2 separate regions of the Mus musculus genome follow, and region 2 is linked to region 1. Evidence: chromatin loops called from intact Hi-C (ENCODE). Cell type or tissue: gastrocnemius. All regions are shown on one strand. Each heading gives the region's core, and the rest is flanking DNA. Links, peaks and the distances in the headings are about the cores only.

Region 1 (9,929 bases), core at 774-8,773:
TCTGACTTGCCTCAGCTACCTTCTTAATGTTTCCACTAATGTATTTTTAAAAGTGTATTGATTTATGGCCGTTGTTTTTTTCTGTTACTCTTGAGTAACAGAACTTCAGGTGCCCTTTCAGCATCTCCGCTGTGTCTAACAGCCAGAATTCCTTCAGATGAGAAGGCAATACCTATGAGACATGATGGCACAGAGACACACTAGGACTCCAGGGTCGTTTTCTCAAAACCCTAAATCTTATGATACTTACAATTCCTTTAGGAGTTTTATTTAATTCAACATGTGGATTGTGGTAAGGGTCCTCCTACAGCACATGAAAGACAAGAGGCTTAATCAGCACCAGTGTGTGCATGCTCAGCCTCATGACACCTCTGACTCCTCAGTGTCATAGCAACCGAAACTCACTCCTGTAGCTTAATGTCACGGACCTATAGCCATAGGCGACACAGGGAAAGCATACACTACCATATGAGGGGACAAAGGGGCTAGAATGTATATAAGGTGAATCCCGGATGCACTTGGGGATCAGCCTTTGGATTTGAATCTGCTGAGCTTGTTTTGGCACAAATGAAGCTGCTCCCAGGCAGAAAGCCTCGGTGTCCTGTTTCTCTGTTTAAGAATACCGTTACAGAGGACCTGCTCTTTTCTCTATCACATGATGCTTGACTCAAAGGTCAAATTTTCTTATTATAGCAACTCGCTAACACAGGCCATAAAGTATCAAACCACAAAATGCAGCTTTGCCCATAGGAGGTTAAATACCTAGGTTATATGGTGACTCCTTCAGAACTGATCACACATCCTGTGAGACCAAATCAGAAAAAAAAAATATATATATAGTTTGCACGTTAACAGTTCTGTTTGCAGTTAAGAATAAGTTCCTGAGTTTCTCAGAAAATTAGGATCTACCACAGGACTCAGCTATACCACTCCTGAGCATATGCCCAAAGAACGTTCTATCACAAGAACACTTGCTCAATTATGTTCATAGCAACTATATTCATAATAGCCAGAAACTACAAACAAACTAGATGGCCCTCAACCAAAGAGTGGATAAAGAAAATTGGGTTTCTTTACTCAGCTGTTAAAAACAATGACATTATGAAATTTGCAGGCAAATGGATGGAACTAGAAAAAAAAAATCACCTAAAGGGAGGTAACAGAAAGACAAACATGGTATGTAATCATTTAAAAATATATATAAGCTGTAAAGTAAGACAATCACAATACAGTCCACAGACCCAGAGGGGCTAAGTAACACGGAGAGCTGAAAGGGAGAGAAAGGATCTTCCTGGGAAGGGGAAATAGAGTGGGTTTTGTGGGTGGGTTTGATAAGGGGAGGGACCAGATGGTGGGGAGGAGATACTGGGAGAAATGATTGGCATTAGGGAGCGTTTCAGGGGCAAGGTGGGAACCTAGAGCCATGGAAACTCCATGGAATCTACATGAGCAACCCTAGCAAAGGCACAATGGGAGACACAGAGCCTGAACCAGCCATCTTCTGTAACTAAGCCAGGGCTCAATGGAGGGATTGGGACACCAACCCAGCCACAAAACCTTCAGTCTACAGTTTGTCCTGCCACAGAGTGTGCTGACACTGGAGTCTAGCAGAAATCATTACCAAAAGGACCAGAAAGGCTTTATCCAACTGCCAAACCTTAGAACTCAGGGAGTCCTGAGGAGGAGGAGGGGGAGGGGGAGGAGGAGGGGAGGAGGGGGAGGAGGAGGAAGAGGAGGATCTGAGAAACCAGAGGGGTCAGGGACACACCACAAGAACACAGCCCACAGAATCAATGGACTAGGACTCACGGGAATTCCCAGCACACAGGGATCAGTAAAGGTCTGACCTAGATCCTCTGCATACATGGTATGCCTGAGTAGCAGAGATTCTAACAGTGGTAGTGGGGGCCGGGGCTGTCCTTGATTCTTCTGCCAACTCCTCTTGCCTTGTCCAGCTTGGATGTGATGCTATGTGCCTGGTCTTGTTGGAACTTGTTATGCTGTGTTTGGTTGATGTCCCTGCGAGGACTGCTTTTTTTCTGGGGAGGAGGAGAGGGTGTAATTGCAGGCTTTTCTATCTGCGCGCCAGTTCCCGAATAACAAACTCAGAGGGTTATTTATTTATGAATAAATGCCTAGGCCATAAGCTTTGACTTGCTCCCTGACTAGCTTGTAACTTTTATGACAGATTTAAATTATTTTATGTCTGGCACAAGGCTAATTACCTCTCCTCAGTTTCATGCTTCCGATTTCTCAGAGCCCAGGGTAAATCTTCTGACTCTTATCTCCCAGAGTTCCAATCTTTCTACCAGAACTCCCACCTTCTACTTCCTGCCTTTTGCTAATAAGCCGTCAGCTTTTAATTGACAGGTGATGCTCCCATACAGCGCACAAGAGATTATTCCTACAGAGGGGTGGAACTGGGGGGTGGGGGGGGAAGAGGGGAGGGGAGAGGGGAGGGGGGAGGGGAGAGGGGGAAGGGGGAGGGGAGAGGGGCGAGGGGCGGGAAGTGGGGCGGGGAGAGAGGAGGGAGGGGGAAGAAGTTCCTGTTTGTCTTGTGCAGGTTAAGGTCTCTGAATGAGTTTCTGTTTATCCTGTGATAAATCCTAAAGAATAAGTTCCTGGTTGTCCTGTGCTAAGTCCTTGCGAGTTAAAGTTTCCATCCGTAATTAAGAATAAGTTTCTGTTTCTTAGATCTGATGTGAACTGAACACATGTTTTCAACCTACACTAAACCTGCGGCCCCGTTCACATGATGTAGTCCTTACCCTTTGTCTTCCCCTCTCACTGTATCGGACAATGTATAATAACAGCCAACTCTCAGCCCTGTGAACACCCCATCTCTCCTATTAAAGGGATTTCAAGAGGACAGCAGGGGCTGCTCTCTAAAATCCCGACTTAGGGAGAGGCAGCTGGACTGGCCAGGCCCAGGTGAAGAGCAAAATAAACCTTGCTTTAACCGAACAATTGTAGATTTGGTTTTTCTTCTTGCAGTTGTCAGGTTTGACAATTTGAATGGGAGCACTTTGATTGGTAAATATTCTATATTCCAAATAAAATGACAATTAAAAGGATCCCAGGACTAACTGGTTGCTACTGGAATCATAATCCAAACTATTCATCATTGTCCAACCACTATATAAACCTTGTACGATCTGTAGAGGAAATGCCTAGCCTCACAGAGACTTAAAGTAAGGGGGGGGGGTAGAGGTGGTGTTCGAGTTGGAGGGGGAATCCAGGGGGGCCCCCACTGGCTCAGAGGAGGAGGAGGGGTGGGGGAAGAATTGTGACAGGGAGTAACTAGGATGGGGGCAGTGAACGGGCTGTAAAGTGAATAAGTAAAAAAATAAAAATAAAACAAACAAACAAACAAACAAAAGAACACCAAGAAACTGTATAATCTGATACCCTTCAACTAGGCCTGGAGGAAGAGGTGACATTTTAGGCCTTAACATGTTTAAAACAGGCCCCTGCCCTAAGGCTGCTAATCTATAATTTTTTTTTCTCCTTTCCACTTGAGTAGGAAGAAAGCAGAAAGGATGATACGGGTGTGTGTGTGTGTGTGTGTGTGTGTGTGTGTGTGTGTGTATACATGGTACACAGGCCCCTGCTGGTACTCCAGCCCCCTAGAGCCAGATGACATCTTCCCTACATGAGAGCCATCTCCACCTCTACTGTAAACATCTGTAGACTCACTTCAGCTTCTCTCTTCACCACTTATGCCCAACTCCATAGGAATTCTGCTTCATTTACATCACACCAGCACTACTGGGGAGGTCTAACTTCTCCTGAGACAAGTCTGTTTTCGACTCCTGTGTCTTGCAACCCTCAATCCCTTCATCAGAAGACCCAGAAGAGGAGAAACTTGGCTGGGATCCACACCTGATATACTACTTGCTTCTAGGAGACACACATTTGACACAGCTACTGAAAATGCAAAATTGATTTTATTTACTGACAGTTCTGAGATAAACAAGGTCAGGTTTAGGCAGGATATGCAGGATATGCAGTTGCTTTCAGTCCTGATGTAATGAATGTGCTCATTAAATCTGCTCAAGTGGCTGAATTTATAGCCTTAACCAAAGTGCTCCATTTAGCAGAAAACAGAGTAGCGATAACACACTCACAGGGAGTAAGTGCTGCATGAGAAAGAGAATTTCCAAATCTCTCTGGCCAGCTCTTCAGAAAAGTCAGCATATTTCACAATTGCTGGATGCTATCCATTTGCCCAATTTGCCATCATTAAAACCCTAGCACATCCTAAAGCAAGTACTAAAAAGGCAAAGGCAATAGCAGAGCCTATGCTCTTCCATCAGCTGTGTGTTCTGCTTGTTCCAAACACAAGCCTGCTAAGTCACTTCATGGCACCCAAGAGCGCTTGTGTTAGGTCTCAGGAAGTGCTCAGGAAGTAGGAAAAAAGATATGTCAGGAAATGATGGTCCTGACTCAGGCCAAGCAGAGCTATATAGGAAGTGTTTCTGGTGGTTAGATAAAAGCCACCATCCTCAGGAACTCATGAAGAAGTTTTCTGTTTGCCAGAAGGAGTCATTTTCCTCGCTTCTGGAGGAAGGGACATAAGGCTCTCTGGTGATATATACATGTGGTGCCTACCAGCGCATCATAGCCATGCTAGCCTTCAGGATCCTGTAGTCCCCATTCACAAGTCTGCACAATGACTCTGGCCCCTTCCCTCCCCAACGGGCTTCCCTTTCCCCAGATTCCCATCTATTCTCTGTATAATGGCAAGGTATTCCCCTGCCCTAACCATCTTCACTATTCTCTCCTGCTCTTCTCTGCAAGTCCTGATTCCCTAGCCCTGGCCATGTCCAGGACGCTGCTGTTTCTCTCTGTTCTGGACTCTTCCAGATGCCTCTGGGTGCTCTCTCTCTCTCTCTCTCTCTCTCTCACACACACACACACACACACACACACACACACACACACACACACACACAAGCACACACACTCCTTTCCCCTAATCATAGAGCAGTTATCTCAATGGCCCTCCATAGATGCAAGGGTATCCTTGCAAACAATATTTTTTATCGAAGGAACCTTTTGAAACTTGGCAGCTAGACTTTGTCTAAATGTCCCTGACACAAGTATATAAATATGTCTTAGCATGAATTTGTTTTACCGTTGGATTGAAGCTTTCCCTTGGTCGAAAGCCACGGTGTCAGTGGGGAAAAAAAAAGTTGGGTTAGAAAGAATTATTCTCTCTTGGTGCATTCCTGCTGAATTATATAGTGATCATGGAACTCATTTTACCAGACAAGTGTTTTTTGTTAAATTTGATCTATTATGCAACAGTTTCACTGTATTTATCTCAGTTCCCTGGATTATTTGAGCAAATTAATAGCACTGTAAAAGTTTTACTGACATCTGGGCATGACACAGTCACTGCAATTATGAAATCACAGCAGCTGTGAGCAACTGGGCCTAGAGTCAACAGCCTGTCTTGAAAAGTGGAGAGGTTTGTGAGATCCAACCTCTCCACTGTGAACTATTGGCTATGGATAGACTGTGGGAGAAGGGGAGTCATTGTTTTCAGTTGAGGACCTGCTGGGGAGCTCACCAGACTCTAGTGGAAAGTCCCAAACTCATGGTTATTGGACCTTGTTTCATATATTACATCCCTCCCTCAGTTTCTCCTCCCTCCTTTTCTCCTAGTCCCTCCCCTACACTTCCCCCCCTTTCCCCAGACTCACCCTTCCATTTCCCTTCAGAAAAGAGCATGTCTCCCAGGGACATCAACCAAACATGGCATAACAAGTGTCTTAGTTAGGGTTTCTATTGCTTTGACAAAACTCCATGACCAAAAAGCAAGTTTGGGGTGAAAGGGCTTATTTGGCTTATAGTTCCACCTTGGTGTTCACTACCAAAGGAAGTCAGGACAGGAACTCAGTTAAGACAGGGTCCTGCAGGCAGAGCTGGTGCAGAGGCCATGGAGGAGTGCCCATTACTGGCTTCCTCAGCCTGCTTTCTATAGAATCCAGGACCACCAGTCCAGGGGTGATACCACAGTGGGCTGGGCCTTCTCACAGTGATTACTAATTGAGATCTCATGGAGGCATTCCCTGAACTGAGGTGCCTTCCGCTCTGACCACTCTAACTTGTTTCAAGATGACATAAAACCAGCCAGTACCACAAAATCACAATAAGACTAGGTACATACCCTCACATCAAACCTGGACTAGGCAACCCAGTAGGAAGAAAAGGGTCCTAAAAGCAGGTGTATGGGTTAGAGACAGTGCCTACGCCCACTGCTAGAAGTCCCACAAGAACATCAAGCTAAACAACCATAATATATGCAGTGGACCTAGGTCAAACCCATGCAGGCTTCCTGATTGTCAGTGCAGTCTTTGTGAGCCCCTATGAAACCTGGTTAGTTGATTTGGTGGTTTTTCTTGTGGTATCCTTGACCCTCCTGGCTCCTACAATCCTTCCCCTCTTCTGTGGGGTTCCCGGACTCTACCTAATGTTTGGCTGTGGGTCTCTGCATCTTTAAGTCATTTCTCTAAGCCTGGAAACATTCAAATTTTCCACTACCACAAGAAAAAGACTCTTATTATTCAGAATAATTTGGAAAAAGAAAGTTCCAGGTGTTTCGACAAACAGAACTCTAATTTGACTGCCTAAAAGAATTGCCTTTGGGTGTTCCCTATTTTTGATCCACCATCTTATATCCAAATAATAGACTACTAGTAGGTTCTCTTCTAGGGCCTAGGTGCTCCCCAGTCATGAGCTCTGGGCTAAATTATAGTACCAGGTATGAGCTTCCTCCTAGGCCAAATATCCAATCAGAAATCAATTTGTAATTCCCATCACATTTGTAGCACGATTGTTCCTGTGGGCAGACTCTCAGGCCAATCATTATTGTTGCTCACAGGGTTCAAACTGGTGGGATTGCTGGTGACTTTTCTCTGCTACTAAGAAGGCTAGCCAGCAGGGAATAAGCAGCTTGTACCAGCTTATTTTCTCCAGGTCTTGTGACTAAAGTCTGTGGTGTCTTCAAGCAATAGGTCTTACCATCAAGTTCTGGTGTGTAAGCAAAAGCAAAGACAGTAGCCAAGACAGTTGTGATGGTTTGTATATGCCTGACCCAGGGAGTGGCACTATTAGAAGGTGTGGCCTTCTTGGAGTAGGTGTGTCACTGTGGGTGTAGGCTTTAATACCCTCATCCCAGCTGCCTGGAAGCCAGTCTTCTAACAGCCTTCAGATAAAAATGTAGAACTCTCAGCTTCTCCTGTACTATACCCGCCTGGATGCTGCCATGCTCCCATCTTGATGATAATGGACTGAGCCTCTGAACCTGTAAGCCAGCCCCAATTAAATGTTGTCTTTATAAGAAGAGTTCTTAGTCATAGTGTCTGTGCTCAGCAATGTAAACCCTAATTAAGACACATGTATTGCTTTTGTGAGTGAGGTTCTCCTGACCTTCTTTGACCAACAATCCAAACAAAGGCACTCCATACCCTAGCATGAGCACTAGGCTCTTTGTTGGCAACCTATGGCTTCAGGGAGAAACATTAACTTGAGAATGACTACATTTAAACTCTCTCTCTCTCTCTCTCTGTATATATCTATATGGTATATATATCATCATCTACATCATCTACATATATACATATTTGTAACCATATTCAATGCTTTAGATTTTCTTCATTATAATTCAATTTTTTGGTACTGTCAGTGTTCAGTGATTACAACCTTATGGTGTCTTCCCTTTGAAGCTGTTCCATAACTGGATTCGTTTTTGTTCTTCTTTATTTTGCTACACTGCCAACATATAACCATCAGTGTGATTTTGTTTGCTTATTTTTTCCTCTTAAGTAATACAAGGGATCATATCCCTGGACTCTAACTGCAGAAGGCTGCTGTCCTGGAGCAAGCATGCTCAGGGCTCAGCTGGCTTGTGACTTTTCTGGGGCCATCAACTGCTGTTCCTTAAACCCTGTATTAAGATATATAACAATTTCAAACTAAACTCCCCATGATATAGAGATCTCTTCCAATACCTACTTTAAAAAATCCAAGTCACTCTCTTCAACCAATATATAAAACAGGGTTGGAGTATTAGAGTCGCTCTTAGGCAGGGACTATCCTATCTGTTTCATTAGCATGAATTATAGGAAAATGACTGAACACCACCCTTCTATTCATGATTTCATGATTTTTTTTTTAGCACAGTTCTCAAGAGCTTGTCGTGGCAGGAGTGTAAATATTGGAGAAAGTTCCATCAAGATTAATGTATGAAAAAGCCAAGAGGTATGTATAACTTAGCAATGCTGCACAGGGTGGGGCCCTGCCCACCTCAGTCTCTGCTCCAATCGTCCTACAAGGGGGTGTGGCAAGTAGAAAATCTAGTTTTTGGAGAAAAATCTCATCTTCTGGGTGCCAGCAAAGCCCCAGCCTCTTCCTTTTCCTGGATGAGTTTCTGTTGACACCACCCTGTGAGAATAAGATCACTAACAAAACTTTTGAGCCAAATTTGAAACAAACTTTGTTAAACACTGGCCAGGCCCATACCCAGCATTCTGAGAGAATGGCTGCAAATTATGTGTGTCAGGTGCTTATAAAGGCAAAACACACAAGGCTACATCCTGTCTTCGTCCAATCGGGGGCAAGCCTACATCCTAAGGCACTTCCTGTCTATGTACCTATCACCTATGTGTGATCAAGCACTTCCTGTGCCACTGGGGCAACCAAACTTGCTTAGAAAAATGAAAACATGTGGTTTGTTATCTTAAATGAACAACAGCCTCCAGCATTCCAGGAAGGTATCTGTCCATGCGCAGGCAGGGCTTAGAGGGAGGAGGCATTTTTGTTTTATACATTTCTTAAGCCTAGTAATTTAAACTTAAAACATAACTTTAGCCCTCACATTTCCTGGGGAATTTCCATTTTCCTTTGGTACACTGTTTTCAAAAGTCAGACAGCCAAAGGGTGGTGCATAATTGTCTTTAGAATATCTTTATTCTTGCCAGGAAGGCCAGAATTTTCTACTCCCAGAAACTCCTTCTGGTTGATTCATTACAGACCCTCCCTGCTGAACCTGCCAACTTTTTGAGTTCTAAAGCAGAGAGCACAAAACTTTTCTTTTCTCCTTTTCTATCTCTATTTTTCAAACACTGGCCCAAATTCTAAAGCTGCCTGTCCTGGTCACTCTTGGGTATTCTTATTCTTTCTCTGATGACCTCCACTGTACAGCTGCTCCAGGGGCTGAGCCAGCCTGCTTTCTTAAGCTCTGACTAGATACTCATGGCCTCTTTTTTCTTTTATCTGTTTCCCTCCTGGCAGCTACGGAACGCTCCAGCTTGCTTGCCCTTTTCTTTCCCTTATTTATTTTATTCAGTCTCTAATGCCACCTGAGTTTCCTTCTGAGTCCATTTAAAATTAACGATTTTGTCTAGAATAATGAGAAGCTACACAAGAGGCCCTGTGTTCCCCAGTGACAAAGTTAGCAACCCAAATAGCAATACTTAAAATCAAACGTTGTATTATGCTATGTGCTAATTTTATACTAATGCTGAAGAAACAGGGTAGGAAAGTATCAAGTGTTTGTTTTCTATTTATAAAATATATATATGTCTTTTATAAATATGTTCATATATTATATGTAAAAAATATAACTATAAAAGACATATACATGTCTTTCACTATAAATGTGGATTTGATTATATATAAACATGTAAATACATACATATATATGGCTATATATAAGATAAATATAAAAGAAAAATATACATGTCTTTCACTACACATGGTTTTGATTATATATGTACACACACATATAAAATCAAAACCATATGTTTAGTGAGAGGCTAATGCTCATAACAAAATAATCTTGAATCTGAGCCAAAATGTTTCAGATATACTCACCGGTGTTATATGGCAAAACAGCACATTTGTTACCACGTGTATTATAA
Region 2 (9,929 bases), core at 1,328-9,327, 50 kb after region 1:
GGATCATGTTTATTTTATACCCAGAGTTTGTTTAGAGGGCCTGACACTCGGCCATATAGAAGACAAGGGAGCAACGGTGTTAGTGTTTGAGCCTGTGCATGTCTGAATCTCAAACTTGTCCACTCTGCCCTTGTACTGTGTCATCTTTTATCATGGAAACTTGTGCACACACACAAACACAGTCTCTCACCTGCGCCCCCCCCCCACCCCCGCCCCTCCAAGCACACAAAAAGAGGACCTGAATGTGGATGAGAATTTTTTTTCTCAATAAACAAGAAGTGGCGGTGCTAGTCTGTTTCCATTAATTTTTAGAAAACAGGTCTCATTTAATCTTCAGGGCAGAACTGCCTAGATTTGCAGCTGTAAGACAAAGGAAACCAAGGGTTCTCAAGCCAAAGGTTTGCTTTTGTTTCTGTTGGCTGTTTCAGGACCCTGGAGGCAAGGAGGGGGGGCGGTGAGGGGGGAAATACTGTAGGCTACTAGGAAGGCATCTAGGCTGTTCCTTGTAGGGGGACCTGACAGATCTGGTAGAGCTTAAAAATCCTCCTCCTGTTTTGACCTTGTCAACTGGGAGATGTCCTGGATCAGAGAGGGGAGGTGGAACAGCCTGAGACCTCCAGACTCTAAGCTGGTTATATGGTTAAATTTCTTTTACATCCCTGAATTCCAATGGCCTCCTCCCCTGTAAGAAGGATGACACTATTATGTGACTGTTAGTTTGGGAGCCTTGTCCTTCAGAAACTGTAATGCCCTCTTCCGTTTTTTACACCTTCTCACCTGTCCTGTTGATTCTAAGGTGTGGCTTCAAGACTTTGTCTGCTCTCTCCTTGTTTCTGGCCACCCCCTCAACACCTTTCTCTTAAGCCATGTCTCTCCAGGTTCCAGCCCAATCTCCTACATTCCAATCTCAATGCTGTGTATTTCCACTTAGCCATGCTGCTACTGCATCTTGTAGTTAGCCAGCAGAAAGCCAAGTGGTTATTTCTTCCCTAAATTGCCTCCTGGTTTCACCTTACACATGCCCAAAGTGCAGAGTCACCTTTAAGATTATTTTCCTTCTGTTCAGTTGTCAAATGCGGTGGACTCCTCCTTCAGAATGTCTTTGGTCTGAGCAAGAATGGAAACGCAAGGGTTTATAATAATTGTGTTAAGTTTTCTTTTTTAAAGAGTAACAGATTTATTTCCTTAATATAGACTTATTATTTAAAAAACTGAAATGGAGGCATTTCTGTTCCCTAGTGTTAACCTCCTGACTGCTGTGCCTTTGGAGTTACTCTGTTTCCAGACTCTGTACACAACTTCCCAATTAATCCTTGCTTCCCCTGTAAGAACTTTCTTCGAATGTATAAATACCGAGTTAGTCTTTCTACCTAGGCAAGGGCTGTGCTTTCTTATTCCTGCAAAATCATAGACTTAAATGTCTTTATGTTTCCTAACCTAATTATATAAATGTGTCATTTGGGAATTGGAGATCTATAGGGACCAAAAACTGTTCTGAGACATTTTCAAGTCAACGTGGAACAAGATGCTGAAGAACACATAGCTAGCTTCCAGAGTACAGAATCAAAACAATGAATTAAGTGTTCACACCAGAAGGTCCTAGGTTTCCAAACCTCTTTGATAATTCACTGTGCTCTAGGTAGGACAAATCTTTGATAATTGTTCCTTACAAAGAATATGCTGGGGAGACAGCTTAGTTGGTAACATGTTTGCTGTTCAAGCATGAGGACCTAAGGTCAATTCCAGGACTCAGGTAAAAATACCACGTGTGCTAATGTGCACCTGTAATCCAAGCATCAGGGAGACAGAGAAAGGTGCCTCCCTGGCCAGCCAGCCTGCCCCAGTCACTGAGCCCCAGGTTCTTCCAGTGAGAGACTTTGTTCAAAGGACATGAGCACGTGTTCCTGAGGATGACACCTGAGACTGTCCTGTGTCCTACACACACACACACACACACACACACACACACAGAGGTACAAATTCAGAAGCATACACACAAAAGTCTTAGAATCAAGCTAGATTTGCATTTTAATCTGGCCACTTCTTATTTTTTGCGGAAATAACTATCGTGTCGTGTCCTCTCATCTGTGAAATGTTGATAGCTCTTCCACCTCATGAAGAAATGGAACTGGAAAATGGTACATGCATAAAGCAAGTGGAATATAGAAAATCTGGGCCAGTGTCTTAGTCAGGGTTTCTATTCCTGCACAAACATCATGACCAAGAAACAAGTTGGGGAGGAAAGGGTTTATTCAGCTTACACTTCCAAACTGCTGTTCATCACCAAGGAAGTCAGGACTGGAACTCAAGCAGGACCTCCCCTCTTGATCACTAATTGAGAAAATGCCTTACAGCTGGATCTCTTGGAGGTGGATGCATTTCCCCAACTGAAACTACTTTCTCAGTGATAACTCCAGGTGTGTCAAGTTGACACAAAACTCGCCAGCACAGCCAGCACGTAAAATAAAATACCCTAAGTTATCAGCTTGAAGTTTTGTTTTTTTTTTTCTTAGTAATGTTCATATTTTAATCCACACCTTTTTAAAAATTAAGTAAATGCATCATGTGGTGTTGTTAAATCTTTCCCTCCTGGGTATTGTAAATATTTGGGTGGTGGCAAGCATTACGTAAGTGTCCACCCATTAATTCTTAAACTCATTTCTTTGGAAAAAACTTATTACTGAAAATAAAATACTTTAGAAAGTGACAGCTTAGACCAATTGGTGTTCCAAAATTGGGCGATAAGATAGGTTTTTGTTTGTTTGTTTGTTTTGTTTTTTTGTTTGTTTGTTGTTTTTACAGACAGGGTTTCTCTATGTAGCCTTGGATGTCCTCGAACTCACTCTGTAGACCAGCCTGGCCTGGAACTCAGAAATCCGCCTGCCTCTGCCTCCCAAGGGGTAGGATTAAAGGCGTGTGCAACCACTGCCTGGACAATAAGATAGTTTTGGACACTTGGCTGGGCTCACTGTTCTATCTAGCTATAAAGCTATGATCTTTATTTAACACACATGTAGAGAACTCTTTCAAGGGTTTATGAGTGCTCCCTATCTGATTTTGACTCAGCTAACTACAGCAGGGCAGAAAAAAGTAGTGAATGAGGTCACAGAGAGCTCTCAGGGAATAAATGAAGGTCCATGTGACACCACTTCTGTCACTGCTGGGCCCTGACATGCAAGTGGCACATAAGGAAGGAAGGGTCAAGTTTTTAACAACTATGAGAAGAAACACACTTGATAGTTATGAAACACTCTACCCTTGTGAGACTTAAACTTCAGGATGTTTTTAAGAAATGGCCCTATTGAGGCCAAGTTAACTTGGAACTTCAAAACCCAGGCTAGCCTTTAACCCAAAACCTCTTGCTCTACCTTCCAAGTTTACAGGCATGAGTCGCTAGGGTATGATGTCAACTCCAGAACCCTTAAATACTGTTAGATTTCAACAAACACCTATAAAGCAACCCTTTCCTGTAATCTCGGCAACAGGAAAACACGGTGCTTGGGTAACTAAGTAAGCAAGAATCAGAAGAAAACACTTGTTAAAAACCAGTTTGCTCTTCAAAAGCTCACACTAACCAATAAGGAACCACAAGAAAACTTTAGGAATGGTTATCAGTATATGACAAACACTCCCACAACTGGTCTACCATTGAAGGCTGAGTTTCTGGTGAGGGATTTCACCAGTTGGGTAAAACACCTATATAAAAAGGGAATTCATAGTGGGACACTGCTAACCAGACCCAGACACACAAAGGGGAGCACTTTGGGGCTTTTTACATGAGGGCCTGTGGCAACTTACCTCTGCTTCCTCCCACCTCGACCCTCCCGGTGGGGATTTGCAGGAGACACATGGTGTGGTACATGGCTCTTTACTCTGGATATCACACGCATGTGGGGCTTCATAAACCGGGTTGCACAGTGACCAGCCAATACCAAATAATCCTAATTCCTAGTGCTGTCCTCAAGAGAGGTTCAGTTTATTCCATGCACAGCTTCACCTTCTGCATTCTTTTCTTTCCTTTTCTTTTTCAATTAATTAATTTAATGCTCTGGTGTGATTCCAATGTGTGGATCGCTTTGTTTGTCACTGTTCTTCACACCACGAAATAAATCTTTTTCTTAAGCTCTACTATTTATTCCTGAATTCTATTTCATAGCAGGACTGAAATAATCCCAAAGTCGAATTCAGGTGGTATCCTTGGTCCATATCTATAACCAGGGCTAAGAAGGTGACTCCTCACCCAGATAGGGTCTGAAAAACCTCAGCCAAGCTCCCTAGATCTCTGCATATTGTTTGTGACCGGTTCTGGCAGGCTGATCCCTCCCTGTTTTCTTGGATCCTATCCTATTTTCTGTTTTGACACCATGGTGAGACCTAGGAGACACACTCTTGGTCAGCAGCTCCCACCCTCCCATCTGACATCTTCCAGCTGAAGCCACAGGGGTCCTGGGTGTTTCCCTATTTCTCAGCTCCCTCTGGCTCAGGAATTCCACCGCGCCTACCCTTCCCTTTGCAAGCACTCAGCACACCAGAGTTGGGAGTGTGGGTAGCTTTCTGCTGGAGCAGAGTGCTGACACAGAGTACTGGGGGAGTGAAGCGCCCTCCTTTAGAAGGTACTCCCCCAGACCCCAGACCCCACTCCCGCCGGACAACTAGGTCCCCTGGGTGAAGCTAGAGGCCAGGCACCCGCCCTCATTAATGAGGGAACGCCCTCTTGCACGCAGGCTGCCCCACCCAGGGTGACGAGGGCCCTGCCCCGCCCCGCCACAGCTGCTCAATTAACTGCGGCTCAAAACAGCTCCAGCCGCAGCCGGGCAAGGTCTCTTCTACCTGGGGCTATGATCCGTGGGCGGGCGCCTAGGACTCGGCCATCACCGCCGCCTCCGCTGCTGCCGTTGCTGTCGCTGTCTCTGTTGCTGCTGTCCCCAACTGTACGCGGTGAGTGGCCAATGCGCGACGACCGGCTGGCTGCCCGCCAGGGGGCGCATGCTCAGCAGACATTGTGTCCCAGTAACTGGGGGCTCCGCTGCTGGGTGCCGGCGGCCAGCGGGAGGGATGGGGGTGGAATGCTGGGCTATCTGGGCTGTGACTGGATCCCCTCCGCGATCAGAGACCGTGGCAACACCAAAAGGGAGGGTTGAGTGCGAATCTCCAACCCTGCTCCTGGCTCTTTTATTCTTAAGGTGGAAGCTAGATGGCTGGCCACCTGCGCCGGTGAGAGACTGGTCGCGAGCAGCTACCGGGTGTCTTATCTCGCGCCTTGCTCGCTGCAGTGTTCCTGTGGATATTAAGTAGATTCTGAACGACTCAAGGCGGGTGGGAATTTACTCCCTACTTAGTTTTTGTCTTGTGTTCACGAGAGTCCAAGCATTCCAAGTTCCTGAGGGGCAAGTTCAGCCCTGGCAGGAAGGTAAGAGCCATTGCTGCTTCTCTTGTTCCAGGTCTGGGGAAAGAAAGCTCCTTGCCAACTTCAGTTTTACACCTGCTCTTTTCTTCCTAGGAGACTGCGGCCCACCTCCAGACATTCCTAATGCCAGGCCAATCTTGGGCAGACACTCCAAGTTTGCTGAGCAAAGCAAAGTGGCATACTCGTGTAATAACGGCTTTAAACAAGTTCCAGACAAGTCAAACATAGTTGTCTGTCTTGAAAATGGCCAATGGTCGAGCCACGAAACATTCTGTGAGAGTAAGTTCTTCATTTCTCTTTCTGAAAAGTTTTGGGAATGTGGATCTCGTTGAGGTTATTTTTATGCCTCTTTGGAGTGACTGGTAATTGATAGTTTTCTAGCATTATTAAACCCCAGGGTATACATGTTGGCAGTTTACACTCGAGCTAATTGAAGGCGGTACTTCCTATGGCAAGTCCTGCTTCTTCATTAAGAGTTTTTCTTTCTATTGTACAGGCTAGTAGAGAAAAAAAATGATAGGTACTGTTTAGGGAGTAAATTATATGTGAATATATTTGGCAATTACCCTGAGACACACACCCTGGTGATCTGTCTTGTTCAACTCTATTTTGTTAAGTAATGGATACAAGTCTTGGGAGACATTTTGAGGTCTTACTTCAAAAAAAAAAAATCTGTTGTACATATAGCCCTATGTTATCTTTAAGATATAGTTTTAGGTTGTTCTGGCATATCATCTGAACATTATACTAGACGGTATGTGTACTGACCAGGGTTCTCTATGAAACCCATGGCTTTGTTCTTTTCTTATAAACCTCTATAGCATGTAAGTCTACTAACTACTGTTGGCAGTTAGAACACATTAGCCAGAAAGAGAGGAAGGTTCTCCAGGCTTAAGGCATTACTGTCTGCTATTTATGCTGTATATACATTGTGCACCACGGCTATGCTAATTTTCTTTTAAAAAATCAACATTAGATTACTGTATGTTGCTCAGTCTGGTCTCAACTCCTGGGATCAAAATCCTCCTGCCTCAGCCACTCAAGTAGCTTGAATTATAAGCCATGATACTTGCTTTTCTTTTTTTTCTTTTCTTTTCTTTTCTTTTCTTTTCTTTTCTTTTCTTTTCTTTTCTTTTCTTTCTTTCTTTCTTTCTTTCTCTCTCTCTCTCTCTCTCTCTTTCTTTCTTTTCTTTCTTTCTACAAATTATTATTAAAATTTTTGTTAGAAATTATTATTTCTAACAAAAATAACACGTATAGTATGATAAGCACATGAGCTGGCAACACACAGACTTATCAAATGCTATCTACTCCATGTGATTGTATGTGCTATACTCCTCATGATTTTCATGTACTATGGTTGCTACCCCAGCACCAGGGCAAACTTGTTAGCAAGGAGTTACTTTACATTAGGATGGCCATGATGTTGCTAGGCAACAGGAATATTTCAGTTCCATTGCATTCCTGCAGGCCCCACATTTGTCTATGGGGCCCATCATGGGTCAGAATATTGCTATATAGTGAATGACTGACCACACAAAAGTAAAGATAAAAGCAAGACTTGATTGCTGACTTTGAATGACCTGAATCAGGTGTCTCTGTATTAAATCCAGAATCATTCAAAATTAATTTTTGAAAACACACTAGATCCATCTTCTCATTTGCATTTTCAGCCCTTATACAAGGCAAAAAATAGCCCCTAAACTCTCACCACAGGTATGAAAAGTTTGTAACGGTTCAACAGTATTGATGCATCTAATCCTTCAAGCAACCTCATGAGGGACTCTTCTCTCAATTTCAGAGTTAAAGAATCCTTCTACCAGAAGATGGATAATGTAGGCCAGACCTATACCTCTTAAGCCAAAGAGCCTGGCTCCAAGCTTGATCACTGAGCTAATGAGCAACACTTTCTTGCTGTACTCCTTGCCCCTCTAGAGCTCATTTGCTCAGCTGTTCACACATGATATACTTTATGTACATGGCTGGTTCATCTGACTCTTTTTACCAGGGGCAGTGTGAGGTTCAATGAGTAAGTATGTATAAAACATTTACAAATATTCAGTAAATTCTATTGTTATTGGCACTGGTGTGTGAAAACTTCACAGACTCCTAGTCATTGAAAAATGAAGGTATGAATGTGATTACACTTGATGAACTACGAATACCACAGTCATATTTATTTAAAAATTAATATATAAAGACATAGAGATCCATGCAAAGCAAATAGTTGATGGGAAAAGGGTGGATTAACGACTAGCTATTAGATTGCCTGGATTATAAACTAAGTTCACATTCCTATTTCTCTGTTGCCATGTTAACTCTTTTAGAATCATGTGTTGCTCCAGAAAGACTGAGTTTTGCATCCCTCAAAAAAGAGTACCTCAACATGAATTTTTTCCCAGTTGGTACTATTGTGGAATATGAGTGTCGGCCAGGATTTCGAAAACAACCTCCACTCCCAGGAAAAGCAACTTGCCTTGAGGATTTAGTATGGTCTCCAGTTGCTCAGTTTTGTAAAAGTGAGTATGATTTAAAAAGTAATTACAGTCATCTGTATTTGGGGAGATACCATGTCTGGAAAAAAATATATAATGTTTCTTCAGAGATTCATGAGTTATTTTCTAATTAGACAAATATTTACATAATAGGAATACGTACTGACAGAGCTCATGTTTACTAAATTTAAGGTTACCTAAAATGATCACACACTCCAAGTACCTTGCTTTTTTGAGGCAATAAAACAGAAATGTAAAATTAAAGAATAAGAAAGGTTAGAAATTATCAGTGGCTCAGAGGATGAATTTGTGTATGTGTGCCTGATATTTAGTTTTTTTCCCTGCTGTTCTAAGATTTAATTAACAAGTAAAAATCATGTAAATCAAAGAACACATTATTTTGTAATAAATTTCCACTTGTCACCTGTGTGTGTATGTTTTCCATGCATGCATGACTATGCATGCATGAGTAGATGTGCATTTGGTTGAGACTGTTATAGGATAATCCTAGGTGCCAGACCATAGGTGCCTCTGGTCTGGAACTTCAACTCATAGAGTATACTAACTGTCCTCTTCCTACCTTCCCACCCCCCACCACTTCCAAGTATCTGTCTCCCACATTGCTATCACTGGGAGTGAAGGTGTGCCACTCTGCCCAGCTGTTTACATGAAGTCTGGTGACTCAATCTCTGGTTTTCATATCTGCAATAAACACACATCTTATTAACTGAGATGTTTCCCCAGGTCCTTACTATTACTTGTGTGTTTGTGTTCCTCTGTGTGCATGCAGTTGTGGACCCATGCATATGGAGGCCAAAGGACAACCTTGGGTATTGTTCTTCAGGCTCTGTTCACCTTACATATGGATAGTATCTGTCCTTGACCTGGGGCTGCCCAAGGAAGTTCCACAGGCTGGCCACTGAGCCCCAGGACTCTGCATGCCTCTGCCCACCCAGTTCTGGGATGAGAAATGCTTGTTACCCTGCTTGACTTTTTTTCTGTGGGTCCTGGGGATCAAAGTCAGGTCCTTGCCCTTACATGGAAAGCACTTTACCAGCCCAGTTTCTCTATCTCCCTACCCCATTTAAGTCTTTATCTAAGTTAAAATAAAAGTGATGTGTTTCACCATCGGAATTTTGGACATCCATGTCACTTGGGTCTCCCTCATTCTCCTCTCCTCTGCCCTACCCATCACATTCCTGCTGATTCTGGTAACAGGTTTCTCTTGCCTTCTGCTCTCATGTTACACGTAGACCATTACATTCCCTCCTTTCCTCTCCCCTTAAGACCTCTTTCTTCTCCATCCACTTTCAGCATAATGTATGGATGGATGCCTGTATATGAATAATTACTGCCATAATCCCTTTTAACATTCAGTATGGTTAGAGAGTTGTTGGTTTTTTGATAATTCTTTTCTAGAAAAATCATGCCCTAATCCTAAAGATCTGGATAATGGTCACATCAACATACCAACCGGCATATTATTCGGTTCAGAAATAAACTTCTCATGCAACCCAGGGTAAGTTTCATCACTCTAAGACTCTATAATCAATTAATGAACTAAAGAAATCAGTTCAGTGAACACTGATAGATTTGTGGACTGTAGTCACTGGTGGATAGCACTAAAACAGTCCCCCATAGTGAGAGTGAGGGTGAGTGTGCACTATGCACAGTAGTGCACATGTGTGTAAATGCCAAAATGAAAGCTATTTTCTATAGTATACTGAGGAAAAAAAAACTGTTCCCCAAAGAACCTTTGTCATGAGCTCTTTGTGGTAATGTGTTACAAGCAAACTTATTAGTTACAAGTAAACTTAGTAATGTAGACCAGGGTAAAGTTTTTATACTTCTAATTTCTCTAGATTTTTAGATCCAATACATATGAAGTTCTAAATGTGATAAGTGTAGCTACTACTGAAATATATGTCCATGATACAAAAATAACAATCCCTAAAGTGTTAGAAATCAAACTAATTTTAAACTGGCTTAAATAGTAATTTGCATCTCAGTTTTAATAGATGCAAATA

What was found. Hi-C counts contacts between places; a loop is a spot of excess contacts. Peaks named below come from ENCODE experiments on the same cell type or tissue, not always from the same donor. Only the 100,000 strongest peaks of a DNase experiment are listed, where the experiment ranks them.
Region 2: it touches region 1 in a loop (2.9-fold over the local background); 6 of 42 quality-filtered maps call a loop at or near these places.

What each region holds. Positions count from the first base shown.
Region 1 is chr1:130,507,513-130,517,441 of GRCm38, reverse strand. Gm16083 (a long non-coding RNA gene) reads right to left here and starts at 2,394. Exons shown (of 3, transcript XR_878517.2): 1 at 2,226-2,394. In gastrocnemius, for the core only: no CTCF peak of the experiment used is centred there; no DNase peak of the experiment used is centred there; H3K27ac peaks cover 5,212 bases.
Region 2 is chr1:130,457,579-130,467,507 of GRCm38, reverse strand. It overlaps Cd55 (CD55 molecule, decay accelerating factor for complement), which reads left to right and starts at 4,764. Exons shown (of 10, transcript NM_010016.3): 1 at 4,764-4,938; 2 at 5,501-5,686; 3 at 7,735-7,926; 4 at 9,322-9,421. The coding sequence starts at 4,839. In gastrocnemius, for the core only: a CTCF peak has its summit at 4,963 (motif pointing right); DNase peaks (open chromatin) are centred at 3,818, 4,494 and 4,967; H3K4me3 peaks cover 2,444 bases; H3K27ac peaks cover 2,681 bases.